Linked DNA regions of Homo sapiens: regions 1, 3 and 4 are each linked to region 2. The links are chromatin contacts, found by Hi-C or POLR2A ChIA-PET in ENCODE. All regions are on one chromosome and are shown on one strand. Each heading gives the region's core, a stretch centred on a gene start or an enhancer-like site at or near the end of the contact. The rest is flanking DNA. Distances are from core to core; before and after follow the strand shown.

Region 1 (2,732 bases), core at 31-2,530, 1.2 Mb before region 2:
GTCCCCATTGGGATAGCTGAATCCTTCGATGCTATAAATTAGTTCTTTAGAAAGCAGTGGTGTCGTTTTTATTGAATTGTTCACCTTCCAATGGAATCACTATGCACCCACGCTAATTTGTTGTGCCATTGTTAATGGATATAAGATAAAAGGAGCAGGAACTGGAGAGGATGGTGGAAGTGGCCCAGCCCATTTACACCAGCCAGGTATGTGGAGTAAATCTTGGGAAAATGTGTCTATTTAATCCACTTACAAGCCAAATGGTGTAGCAAGTAGCAGCAGATCCATTCTGCTCTCTCTCTCCCAGGTAACAATGCAGGCAGTAAATAAGGCCTGTATTAGAAGCCACTAAAGCTGTAAACACACACAGCAGGGAAATTTGCCTAAACTGCCCACTGAGGTATCAGATGCAATTGGCCTTCTATTGGAAGTGTGTCTGCGCTCAAGGGCAAGCCAAATTTGGCAAGAAGCCATGTGGAGACACTTCACATTTAAATCTTCTACGAGACTGGGGGCAGGGAGACAAAGGTTCCTCTGGGGCTCTCAAATCCAATTGGTGATTCCAGAGAAAATGGGGACTCTTCATGGCAGGCAGGAAAAGGGGAAATGTGGCCTGAGAGAACCCACACTTTCCCAGCCAGCAAGCTCCAGCCTGGATCAAAACAACCCATTTCTGGGAACTTAAAATAAAAAATAAGAGAGCAGTCAAATGAACTTGAGACCCCCACAGGGCCTTTCATGTGTCTACCAGCAGCAGCATGGTGAGTGGTTTCTGTGATGTGGGATTCCAGGGCAAGAGGCACTGGACCATGGCCACTGGTTCATCTCTCATTATAGGCCAGAAATAGATGCCCCATCCCAGGAAAAGGGAAATAAGGCTGCATGGAATGTTTCATCTGTTGGAATATTGTTCTGCTCTGCCTGACAAGATTACTGAGTTCTCAGTTCTGTAGCAATGGCATTGAGTAAGAGTCTGAAAATTGATGCATTATGTACTCGCTTAAAATAGCAAATGCAGAATAGAAAAAGCAAAGCTGCTAGGAAGTGTGCAGAACATATTGATAGAAAGGCCTGCTTTGCCTCTGTCATTACCAGCATGAAAGTGTGTATCGGAGCAGGGGGTAGACTTTCCATCAGAAGCATCTGAGCAGTGGAGGCTCTTTTACCGCAATGAGACAAGGGTACATTTTTTTAGCTGACATAAGTGAGTGTAAATCTTTCTGTTCTCAAACAGGTGGTAGAAAGTGGGCAATTTGTTTCTTTTCATCTCCGTGTTCTGGGCTTGGTTTATGAGATAGCTGCCTCTGTTTTAACTTCTTTGAATTCCCCTCAGAACAAAAATCCCCCACCACCTGCTACTTAATCAAATATTCTTCACTGTGGATTATAGTTGCCTGGATGGGAGCAAGGTTCAGTGACAGTGTGATGGAAAATATCCAAAAAGAACTATGTCGTCAGCCCCAAGAAGAAAGCATTATCCTTTGTCCTTAAAAATGGGATTTAAGGCTGGGCACAGTGGCTCACACCTGTAATACCAACACTTTGGGAGGCTGAGGCAAGAGGATTGCTTGAGCCTAGGAGTTTAAGACAAGCCTGGGCAACAAAGCGAGACCCTGTCTCTACAAAAAATCAAAAAATTAGCCGGGCATGGAGGCACATACTTGTGGTCCCAGCTATATAGGAGGCTAAGGCAGGAAGATGACTTCACCAGGAGGTGAAGACTGCAGTAGGCCATGGCTGGGGGACTGGGCGAGACTCTATGTCAAAGAAAAGACAGGAGGAGGGAATTTAAAAATACTGAATAACAAGTTAAAAAGTCCTTCTGGAATCGACAAGCCTTTTTGCCCTGGAAGGTGGCATAGTTGCTTCTTAGGGGAATATCCGTGGTCAGGGACAGAGGCCTTGAGAGGCTGGGCAAAGGTCCTTTCAGCCCTGGTTTCATTCGTCTAACCAGCATTCCACTCTAACAGCCTCCTCCATTCAAGCGCTTACTCCATTAACAAACATTAATGGGGCACTTACTCGATGCCAGGCATGGCACTAGCCACTGTGCATATATTTTCTCCTTTAACTCTCTAGAAAAAAGAACATTATCCCTGTTCATTATCCCAGTTAAGGAAACTGAGTTTAAAAGGATTAAGTAACTGCCCAGAGCCAGACAGCTAGATTTGAACCCTAAACTATTGATTCCAAACCTTGTATTCTTCCCACTATGCCTCCATTGTCTCCTCTTTTGATTAAGCAACATTCCTAGAAATACAGGGAACCTGGAAGGCCCCTGTCCGCATCTCTTTCCTGCTGCTGCTGCCAGCTGGAATGTCTGACTCCCGGATGTGTTATAACTAAACTTCTAAAAGAACGATCAGTATCTGAGAAAAATCCCTTTTTTCAAGCTCAGCAAGCAATGTGATGTACTAACAGCCCCTCATCGTGATTCAAACTAACTATAATTTACCCATTGTTGTTGGACATTGACTAGTTTCCAAATTTTTATAGGTCACCACGATTTTGGAGAGTGTGACCTGCTATTTGCAAAGCAAGGATTAGACTTTCCCTCCTTTCCCCTTTATAATTTGCACTATTGCTTCTAAGAATAGTGTTTTTTAAAGTTTGGACATTTTCAGATAAAGATTGCTGGAAATAATAGTGTGAAAAATATTTTTTAAATAAAAGACTAACATTGAATAAAAAGATAGAAATCTTGGGCATCCGCGGTGGCTTACACCTGTAAT
Region 2 (2,700 bases), core at 159-2,658:
AGAATGGGGTATCCATCCCTTCAAGCACTTATCCTTTGTGTTACAAAGGATCCAATTACACTTTTAGTTATTTTAAAATGTATAATTATGGTATTAATGACAGTCACTCTGTTGTGCTATCAAATAGGTCTTATTCATTCTTTCTATTGTTTTTTGTACCTATTAACTGGTAACACCATCTCCCCAACCCCTCATTACCCTTTAGTAACAAGTTAACTTTAGTTAACTTCTTATTTAAAAAATGATCCCCAATTTATTTTATTTTCCACTGAGAAGTAACTACTTTGTGGGTAATCAAATAAATAGTTGAGAACTTGAACTCAAAAGTCACTAGTAAAATATTTGGTCAAAATAATTTAATTACAAATATACAAATGGCAAACAGGCATACGAAAGGGTACTCAGCACCACTGATGAGAGAAATGCAAATCAAAACTACAATGATACCTCATCTCACCCCAGTTAAAATGGCTTATACTCAAAAGACAGGCAATAACAAGTGCTGGGAAGGGTGTGGAGAAAATGGAACTCTCGTACGCTGTTAGTGGGAATGTAAATCAGTAAAACCACTATGGAGAACAGTTTGGTGGTTCCTCAAAAAACTAAAAATAGAGCTATCATATGATCCAGCAATCCCACTGCTAGGTATATACCCAACAGAAAGGAAAACTGTACAAAGAGACATCTGCACTCCCACTTTTGTTGTAACACTATTCACAACAGCCAAGATTTGGAAGCAACCTAAGTGTCTATAAACAGATGAATGGATAAAGAAAATATGGTACATATACACAATGGAGTATTATTCAGCCATAAAAAAGAATGAGATCCTGTCATTTGCAAAATAATGTAATTATACTTTTACCCTGGACTTTTTATATTATGAGGAAATAACATTACATTTATTGGTTACCTGCAGTTGGTGAGGCATTTATACATGTTATATTATGCTATCTTATTTAATCCTCACAATAACCCAATAAAATATTCCTTTAGAGGAGGAAACGGTGACTCAGAAGTGCAGAGTCTTGCCTAAGGTCATACAAGTAAACAGAACACATCACTCACTTCTTATGAGAAGAAATCTCACTGTAAGTGATAACCCAACTGGCAGCTTTTCTTCTTAGAACATGTAATTTTCTCTTCGGGACTCCATCCTAAATATTTAATTTACATAATCATATTACTAGAGTATCTCAAATATTTATTTACATAATTAAAAGCACTCAAATCATAGGGCTCCAAAATGTATTTCAAAATAAGTTCTGTTAAAGTAATATATTTCTTAGTCACTTTGTGGTTTATTGCACTTCCGGAACCAGCTATTGATAAACTTCCTCTTTTTCTACAGAAACTATTTCAGTTTGCTAGAGGAACATTTTAAATCTGAATTGAACCACCCATTTTCCTTTCTTAGCCAAATCACCAAAATGTCCAGTTAGAACAAGAATTTAGCATTCTGCAAAAGAAGTTAACAGCTGAGGTAAGAAAATTTTCACACAATTTGGTTTGATCTTGCTTTATATAAAATTTATTTTAAAAACTGTCATTAGTGTTTTAAACTTAAACTCTGATAGTCTAAAGATGTCTATAACAGGTTTTTGTGGTTTTGTTGCATAGAATTAAAAAATACTCAGTTCAGCTTGCCTTAGAAAAATATTTTCACCTAGGTTTGTATAAGACCTTTTAAGTTTATTTAATCTCACACACACACACACACACACACACACACACACACATATTTTTTTTTTTTTTTGAGATAGAGTCTTGCTCTGTCTCCCAGGCTGGAGTGCAGTGGCACGATCTCAGCTCACTGCAACCTCCACCTCCTGGGTTCAAGCAATTCTCCTGCTTCAGCCTCTCAAGTAGCTCGGATTACAGGCGCCCACCACCACGCCTGGCTAATTTTTTTGTATTTTTAGTAGAGATGGGGTTTCACTATGTTGCCCAGGCTGGTCTCCTACTCCTGACCTTGGGTGATCCGCTTACCTCCGCCTCCCAAAGTGCTGGGATTACAGGAGTGAGCCACCGCTCCCAGCCACAATCATATTTGTTAACCTTAGTTTTAGAATTAAAAAGAAACTATAGCCATGGCAGATAAAGCTAAGGGTTAGAAATAGAACTAGATTCCACAGGCTATGACTGAATTTATAACCTCCAAAATATTAATTGTTAAAAGTTCTAATGTACTTTTTATAGAATTTTCCTGTACATAATATAATGCATAAATTAAAATTTTTGTATCCCCTTTAGTTTGCATAGTAAGAATGGTCACTTTCACTTAATTTAGAAAGAAAAAGAAATCAGATGTGGTATTTGACTATTATTATTATACATGCTTTATTTTTTACATATAGATTTTATATTTAATAATGATGACATGAAAACATTATGGCTCATTTTAAAAGCTTACTAAGCCAAAAATGTTAGTCAATAATCAAACATGCATGCGTATATTAATATCATCTACGTGTTTATGTCACATTATCTGAGACTTTAGAACATAGTATAAGATAGAAGAAACCTATAGAATAAACAATAGAAAATTGTTAATATGCATAAAAGATGCTTGCTGTGGGTAAAATGGGCAAATAAAAACTGCAAAGAGTATTTTACATAGACTTGTAATTTCAGGGAATAATATGTTCATAGTGGGTGATATCCCATTTCAACACTTAATAAATATTCATGACTTTCTCT
Region 3 (2,735 bases), core at 216-2,715, 1.7 Mb after region 2:
GCGCGCAAGGCTCAGTAGGGCAGGCGGGGGGCCCCTTTCCTCGTCCGGGGATTCGTCTCAGCAGGTCCCTGCAGTCTGTAGAGCAGCTGCACAGCTGCAGCGCCTGGATGAGATCGTGGAGCGGAGTGTAAGGCCGGAAATGGAATCCCTGTGGACCGGGTGGCCCAGGCTGGGGAGACGGGTACACTCCCCTGGCAAACCCGCTTCAGATTTGTCGGTGTGACCTGCAATGAGAAGAGGGGCAGAATCATGAAGTCAGGAAGAGCTGCTGAAGGGAGAGGGTCCCACCTCTGGAGCTTCGCCGTCGGCCCACCCCGCTCCCGCCCTCGCAAATAGGGTCCAACGCGGAGGAGCCTCGGGAGGTGTCTCCGCTCCCCAAACTCTCCAAACCCAGAAGCCCCGGGAGGCCGGAGCTAGCCGAGAGGCTGCTGTCTTCCCCACCTCCGCCGTCGCCCAGCGGTGGCAGGCGCGCGTCTAGAAAGAGATTGGTCGCCGCGAGATGGGGACGCCACAGGCCTCACCCCCAGGAGGTGCGCTGGCCGGCCCGCCCCGCAGCGGGGCGCTGGTTCTGGTTCCCTCTCCAGGATTTGGGGGGGAAACGTGGGTAGAGAGCGAGGGTCGAGATGCCTATCCCAAAGCTTGGAAACAGCGAGAACGTGTTATTTCCGTGGTCTCCCATGCACCCCGGTTTACGAGGCGTTCCTTGTAGGTCGGACGGGCATCCCTGTCGCAGGGCGCCTGAGTGTGTCCTTTTCTCCGACTGACTCTCGGAGGCTTGGGGCTGCTGTTTCTGGGGAAGCCACTCCCGGGCTGAGGATTTCCTTGATGTGGAGCCCCGAGCTCGCGGGGACGGGGGCGAGGAGTCCACGGGACCCGCACTGATGCAGGCGGGGAAGCAGCAGCCTCCCGCCAGCGGCTCAAGACGCCGCGCTCGACCTCTCTAGCCCAGTGCCGGACCCCGCCCAGCCAAGTTATTGCGGGGTTGCGGGGCCGGGCGGGGGAGAGCAGGGCCGCCCGAGGGCAGAGCGCGCGCGCGGCCGCCGCCCCACGGGGTCCCGGGAGCCGGCGCCCGGAGCTGCGACTTACTCACCTCTCCCTTCTGCTTCTTTTCATCGGCCTCTGAGGGCGCAGCGCCCAGGGTCTGGCGGAAGACCCTGATGACAGTCGGGTCCCCAAGCCTCGGCCTCCAGTCTCCCCACGTCTCCATGGCCAACACCGCTCTCCCCGGCTCGTGCCCTCCCCACTCCCTTCCGGCTGCCGGCGCGCCCTCCCTCCCTGGTGGCCCCGGCTCCTCTCACCCTCTGCTCCCACTTGTTGCAATTGCTGTACAAAGGGCCGGGGCGGGGGTGGGGGGCGGGCGAGGGCAGCCGGGCCCGAACTGGCTGCCTCTGCCCGGCCACGGCCAATCCAGAGCGCGCCCGCGCGGGAGGGCCCTGGGCAGCCGCCGCCGGCGGGCGGAGCCGCGGGCAAAGCGCGGAGCTCGCCGAGTAGACGGCCCCGCCGCCCGCTGCCCGCCGGGGCTCTCCAGCTTCGCCATGCCGCCGTGGGGCGCCGCCCTCGCGCTCATCTTGGCCGTGCTCGCCCTTCTCGGCCTGCTCGGCCCGCGGCTCCGGGGACCCTGGGGGCGCGCCGTCGGAGAGAGGACCCTGCCGGGGGCCCAAGACCGAGACGACGGGGAGGAGGCGGACGGCGGAGGCCCGGCGGACCAGTTCAGCGACGGGCGCGAGCCACTGCCGGGAGGGTGCAGCCTTGTTTGCAAGCCGTCGGCCCTGGCCCAGTGCCTGCTGCGCGCCCTGCGGCGCTCAGAGGCGCTGGAGGCCGGCCCGCGCTCCTGGTTCTCCGGGCCCCACCTGCAGACCCTCTGCCACTTCGTCCTGCCCGTAGCGCCTGGGCCTGAGCTGGCCCGGGAGTACCTGCAGTTGGCGGACGATGGGCTAGTGGCCCTGGACTGGGTGGTAGGACCTTGTGTTCGGGGCCGCCGGATCACCAGCGCCGGGGGCCTTCCTGCGGTGCTTCTGGTGATCCCCAATGCGTGGGGTCGCCTCACCCGCAACGTGCTCGGCCTTTGCTTGCTCGCCCTGGAGCGCGGCTACTACCCGGTCATCTTCCATCGCCGCGGCCACCACGGTTGCCCACTGGTCAGCCCCCGGCTGCAGCCTTTCGGGGACCCGTCCGACCTCAAGGAGGCGGTCACATACATCCGCTTCCGACACCCGGCGGCGCCGCTGTTCGCGGTGAGCGAAGGCTCGGGCTCGGCGCTGCTCCTGTCCTACCTGGGCGAGTGCGGCTCCTCCAGCTACGTGACAGGCGCCGCCTGCATCTCGCCCGTGCTGCGCTGCCGAGAGTGGTTCGAGGCCGGCCTGCCCTGGCCCTACGAGCGGGGCTTTCTGCTCCACCAGAAGATCGCCCTCAGCAGGTGGGTAACGGAGGCCGCAGACCAGCATGGAAAGAATAGAGGGCCTGAGCTGGCTAAGAATCAGAAACAGCTATGCATAGCATTGGAACAGGCGTGGGCCAGTTTGGGCAAAGTTCTCTGAACACATCTTCCAAAGCCTTCCAAACCCTGTAATCTAGACAGAACCGGGGAAGCGGGTTTAAAGGTCATCGATGGACTCAGCTAGTATCGCTGTGCTAGAGCAGGGACTCCTAACCCGGCCCCTTGCCTCATCTCGGCACCCCCTGCTGTATCCTAGCAATCTGAGCACCTGGCCCACGACAGCAGAGATACCTGACAT
Region 4 (2,728 bases), core at 48-2,547, 1.2 Mb after region 2:
TGCTGTGTTTTCTTTGGCAAAATAAGCCCATACCTGCATATATTTTTTTTGAAATAGAAATTAAACCTTTATGTTTAAATGTTAACAAATACATCTACTACCTCTTCCACATGAAGCTACCAAATCAAAACATGTCATAAGCTTTATGAACACGTAACAGACTGTTTTTGCTTCTCAGTGATCTCAAAATTCTAACATGCCGTAAGATTCTATAATTACTACTCTAAGTGATCATTTGTGGACACGGGCCAAACTCGAATACCATTTTTATCAAAGAAGAGAAGTAAATGAAAAGTTCAGAAATGTTTTAAGATGGCGAAGTGACAGTAACATTTAAAAAAAAAAAAAAAAAACATGTGTAGTGGAAAGTTTAGTTCATGTCCACTAAAGATTTTAAAATGCTTTCAACTATCCTTGTGGTCTAAACAGTCAAGAAAATGGCTAGATTTTTTTTCCTACTGTGTACTTACACAGTTTCTAAGAACTGACTGGATAGTGTAACTCACGAAAATTTTTAAAAGATAACTGAGAAACCCAAGTAGCCATGGGGCAAGTTCGCATTACACTTTATTAAGATCATGTGCTTTGCCTCGGAGCATCTGAGAGAACCATCCCATCAGATCCAACTCCTTTAGTTTCTCACGTTTTGGCCTTTAAGATGCGGAGATCACGGGAGGCCGCATCAAAAGTAAGGATTACACATCAAAGGTAAAACTTTCAAGTACGTACAGTATTTGTCTCTTTTGCGGCAACGTATACCCCAATTTCCTATATGCCTACCCTTTTTCTGTGGCTTCTCAGAACAATATTCCTAAAACGAGAAGGAAGGGCGGGAATCAGGACTTGAGCTTCTGCCAAGGAGAACAAGGCCCTCTAAGGAAGCCAGGAACTGTCTCTCTTCACACTGCCCCTGAGAGCATCCAAGCGGGGAGAAACTCAAGCGCGGGTTAGGAAGCAAGACTGAGGGGCCTCAGACCGAGCTTTTGGAAAATAGAAAAGTCTCGCTCTCTGCCCCTCAGCCTAACTTCCTTTATTTCCTCACAAGTTTCTCCCTCAAACTTCGGGCTTCCATCCGGGAAAATGTACGGGGGAGGGGAATCTATGTTCCTCAGGACTTCTCGTTTTTTCCCGTCTCTACCCTTGACGACACAGTCCCTTCACTTCCAGCGCATTTAAAACTCCTCGGCCAAAGATACAGTCGCCGTAGTTTCTCATCCCCCAGCCTGACCCTAACTCCCGGATCACTCACTGCCTGCCCGGAATCGCCATCTTGCTCCCGTGTCCGCTGAACGTGGCCGACGCCTCCGTGACGCTGACGCCGATGTCGTCACGTAAACTCTCGCGCGGCTTTGGGTGGCCCGGATCCTGCTTGTCGGTTGAATCGCTGGTTTGAGTCACTTCTATGGTACTGGGAATCGGATCCAGTGACCTCTGTTTTGTTTCGGAGCCCACCGGCTGCCTCAAAATCTGTAGGAGAAAGGAATGACAACGTTCTAGGCCAGTTGTTCGCAGTGTGTGGTTCTGGGACCAGCGGCATCAGCAACACCGGAGATACTGTTAAAATGACAAATTCTCGGGCCCTACCCCAAACCTGCAGAATCAGAAACTTTGGAGTGAAGCGAGTTATCTGAATTTTAACCAGCGGGTAATTCTGATAAAGTTTGAAAACCACTGCCATGGCTATCGATATTCCCCCTACCCCCTTCCAAGTGTTCACTTTAACTGGTTCAGGATAATTAGGCGAAAAATGAAAATCTGTGTATTAATAATACCTTACATAGGACCAAAATTATTATTAAAAAAAAAATTTTTTTTTTGAGACGGAGTTTCGCTCTTGTTGCCCAGGCTAGAGTGCAAAGGCGCGAACTCGGTTACCTCAACCTCCGCCTCCCGGGTTCAAGCGATTCTCCTGCCTCAGCCTCCCGAGTAGCTGGGATTACAGGCATGTGCCACCACGCCCGGCTAAGTTTGTATTTTTAGTAGAGACGGGGTTTCTCCATGTTGGTCAGGCTGGTCTCGAACTCCCGACCTCGGGTGATCCGCCCGACTCGGCCTCCCAAATTGCTGGGATTACAGGCATGAGCCACCGCGCCCGGCCCAAGGACCAAAATTATTAATAATACTGTTCACGGGCCATTGGGTATAGGAATCAGGATCATATATGATACTTTTTTTTTTTTTTTTTTTTTTTTGAGACGTAGTCTCGCTCTTGTCGCCCAGGCTGGAGTGCAGTGGCATAATCTTGGCTCACTGCAACCTCCGCCTCCCAGGTTCAGGCGATTCTCCTGCCTCAGCCTCCTGAGTAGCTGAGATTACAGGCGTCCGCCACCATGCCTGGCTAATTTTTGTATTTTTTTAGTAGAGGCGGGGTTTCACCATGTTGGCCAGGCTGGTCTCAAACTCCTGACCTCATGTGACCCACCCGCCTCAGCCTCCCAAAGTGCTGGGATTACAGGCGTGAGCCACCGTGCCTGGCCCATATATGATACCTTTTTGAAAACTCTGCCCACATCTGTGCACTCATTCACTCTTGGTTCATTCCCAGCTAGTCTCAGAGCAGCCAAAGAGATCAATTACTGAGATAAGGATGTTGAAATCTCCAACTATAATTGCGAATTTGCTTCTCCTTTCAATTCTATCAGTTTGTGTCGTGTATTTTGAAATTAGGTATGTAAACATTTAGGATTGTTACGTTCTCTTGCATTAACCTCTACTAACCTCTATAGCA

The links. Hi-C counts contacts between places; a loop is a spot of excess contacts on that map. ChIA-PET counts read pairs that join two places held with the same protein, here RNA polymerase II (POLR2A). Pooled maps may share reads with other maps.
Region 1: a loop to region 2 is called in a pooled map, with 5 times the contacts of the local background. The contact joins the enhancer-like site here to the promoter of EVI2B in region 2. A Hi-C loop is called at or near these places in 2 of 37 single-sample maps with no recorded cell type and 6 of 50 pooled maps. POLR2A ChIA-PET finds 5 or more read pairs at or near these places in 4 of 52 experiments (AG04450, activated B cell, activated T-cell and 1 more).
Region 3: a pooled map shows a loop between it and region 2 (3-fold over the local background). The contact joins the promoter of ABHD15 here to the promoter of EVI2B in region 2. A Hi-C loop is called at or near these places in 4 of 50 pooled maps.
Region 4: a pooled map shows a loop between it and region 2 (5-fold over the local background). The contact joins the promoter of NSRP1 here to the promoter of EVI2B in region 2. A Hi-C loop is called at or near these places in 6 of 50 pooled maps.

Annotation. Positions count from the first base shown.
Region 1 is chr17:32,514,364-32,517,095 of GRCh38, reverse strand. All of the region lies in intron 21 of MYO1D (myosin ID), which reads left to right. The region is part of intron 1 of LOC105371734 (a long non-coding RNA gene); the gene reads left to right. Among named protein-coding and RNA genes, the nearest start is that of CDK5R1, 29 kb to the right of the region's middle. RefSeq lists enhancers at 563-612, 683-852, 1,733-1,782. Within about 2 kb of position 1,280, at least 5 of the 41 ENCODE cell types and tissues checked have a DNase peak (open chromatin) inside an H3K27ac peak, as active enhancers do.
Region 2 is chr17:31,312,762-31,315,461 of GRCh38, reverse strand. EVI2B (ecotropic viral integration site 2B) reads left to right here and starts at 1,408. Exons shown (of 2, transcript NM_006495.4): 1 at 1,408-1,483. All of the region lies in intron 36 of NF1 (neurofibromin 1), which reads right to left.
Region 3 is chr17:29,565,767-29,568,501 of GRCh38, reverse strand. It overlaps ABHD15 (abhydrolase domain containing 15), which reads left to right and starts at 1,465. Exons shown (of 2, transcript NM_198147.3): 1 at 1,465-2,416. The coding sequence starts at 1,536. It also overlaps a transcript of TP53I13 not described here. RefSeq lists enhancers at 345-394, 2,415-2,524 and silencers at 925-1,184, 1,275-1,894.
Region 4 is chr17:30,115,385-30,118,112 of GRCh38, reverse strand. NSRP1 (nuclear speckle splicing regulatory protein 1) reads right to left here and starts at 1,297. Exons shown (of 7, transcript NM_032141.4): 1 at 1,250-1,297; 2 at 1-33. The coding sequence starts at 1,269. It overlaps MIR423 (microRNA 423), which reads right to left and starts at 1,034; the gene lies at 941-1,034. MIR3184 (microRNA 3184) reads left to right here and starts at 953; the gene lies at 953-1,027. RefSeq lists silencers at 865-934, 871-1,472 and enhancers at 1,185-1,284, 1,315-1,414, 1,435-1,554, 587-1,786.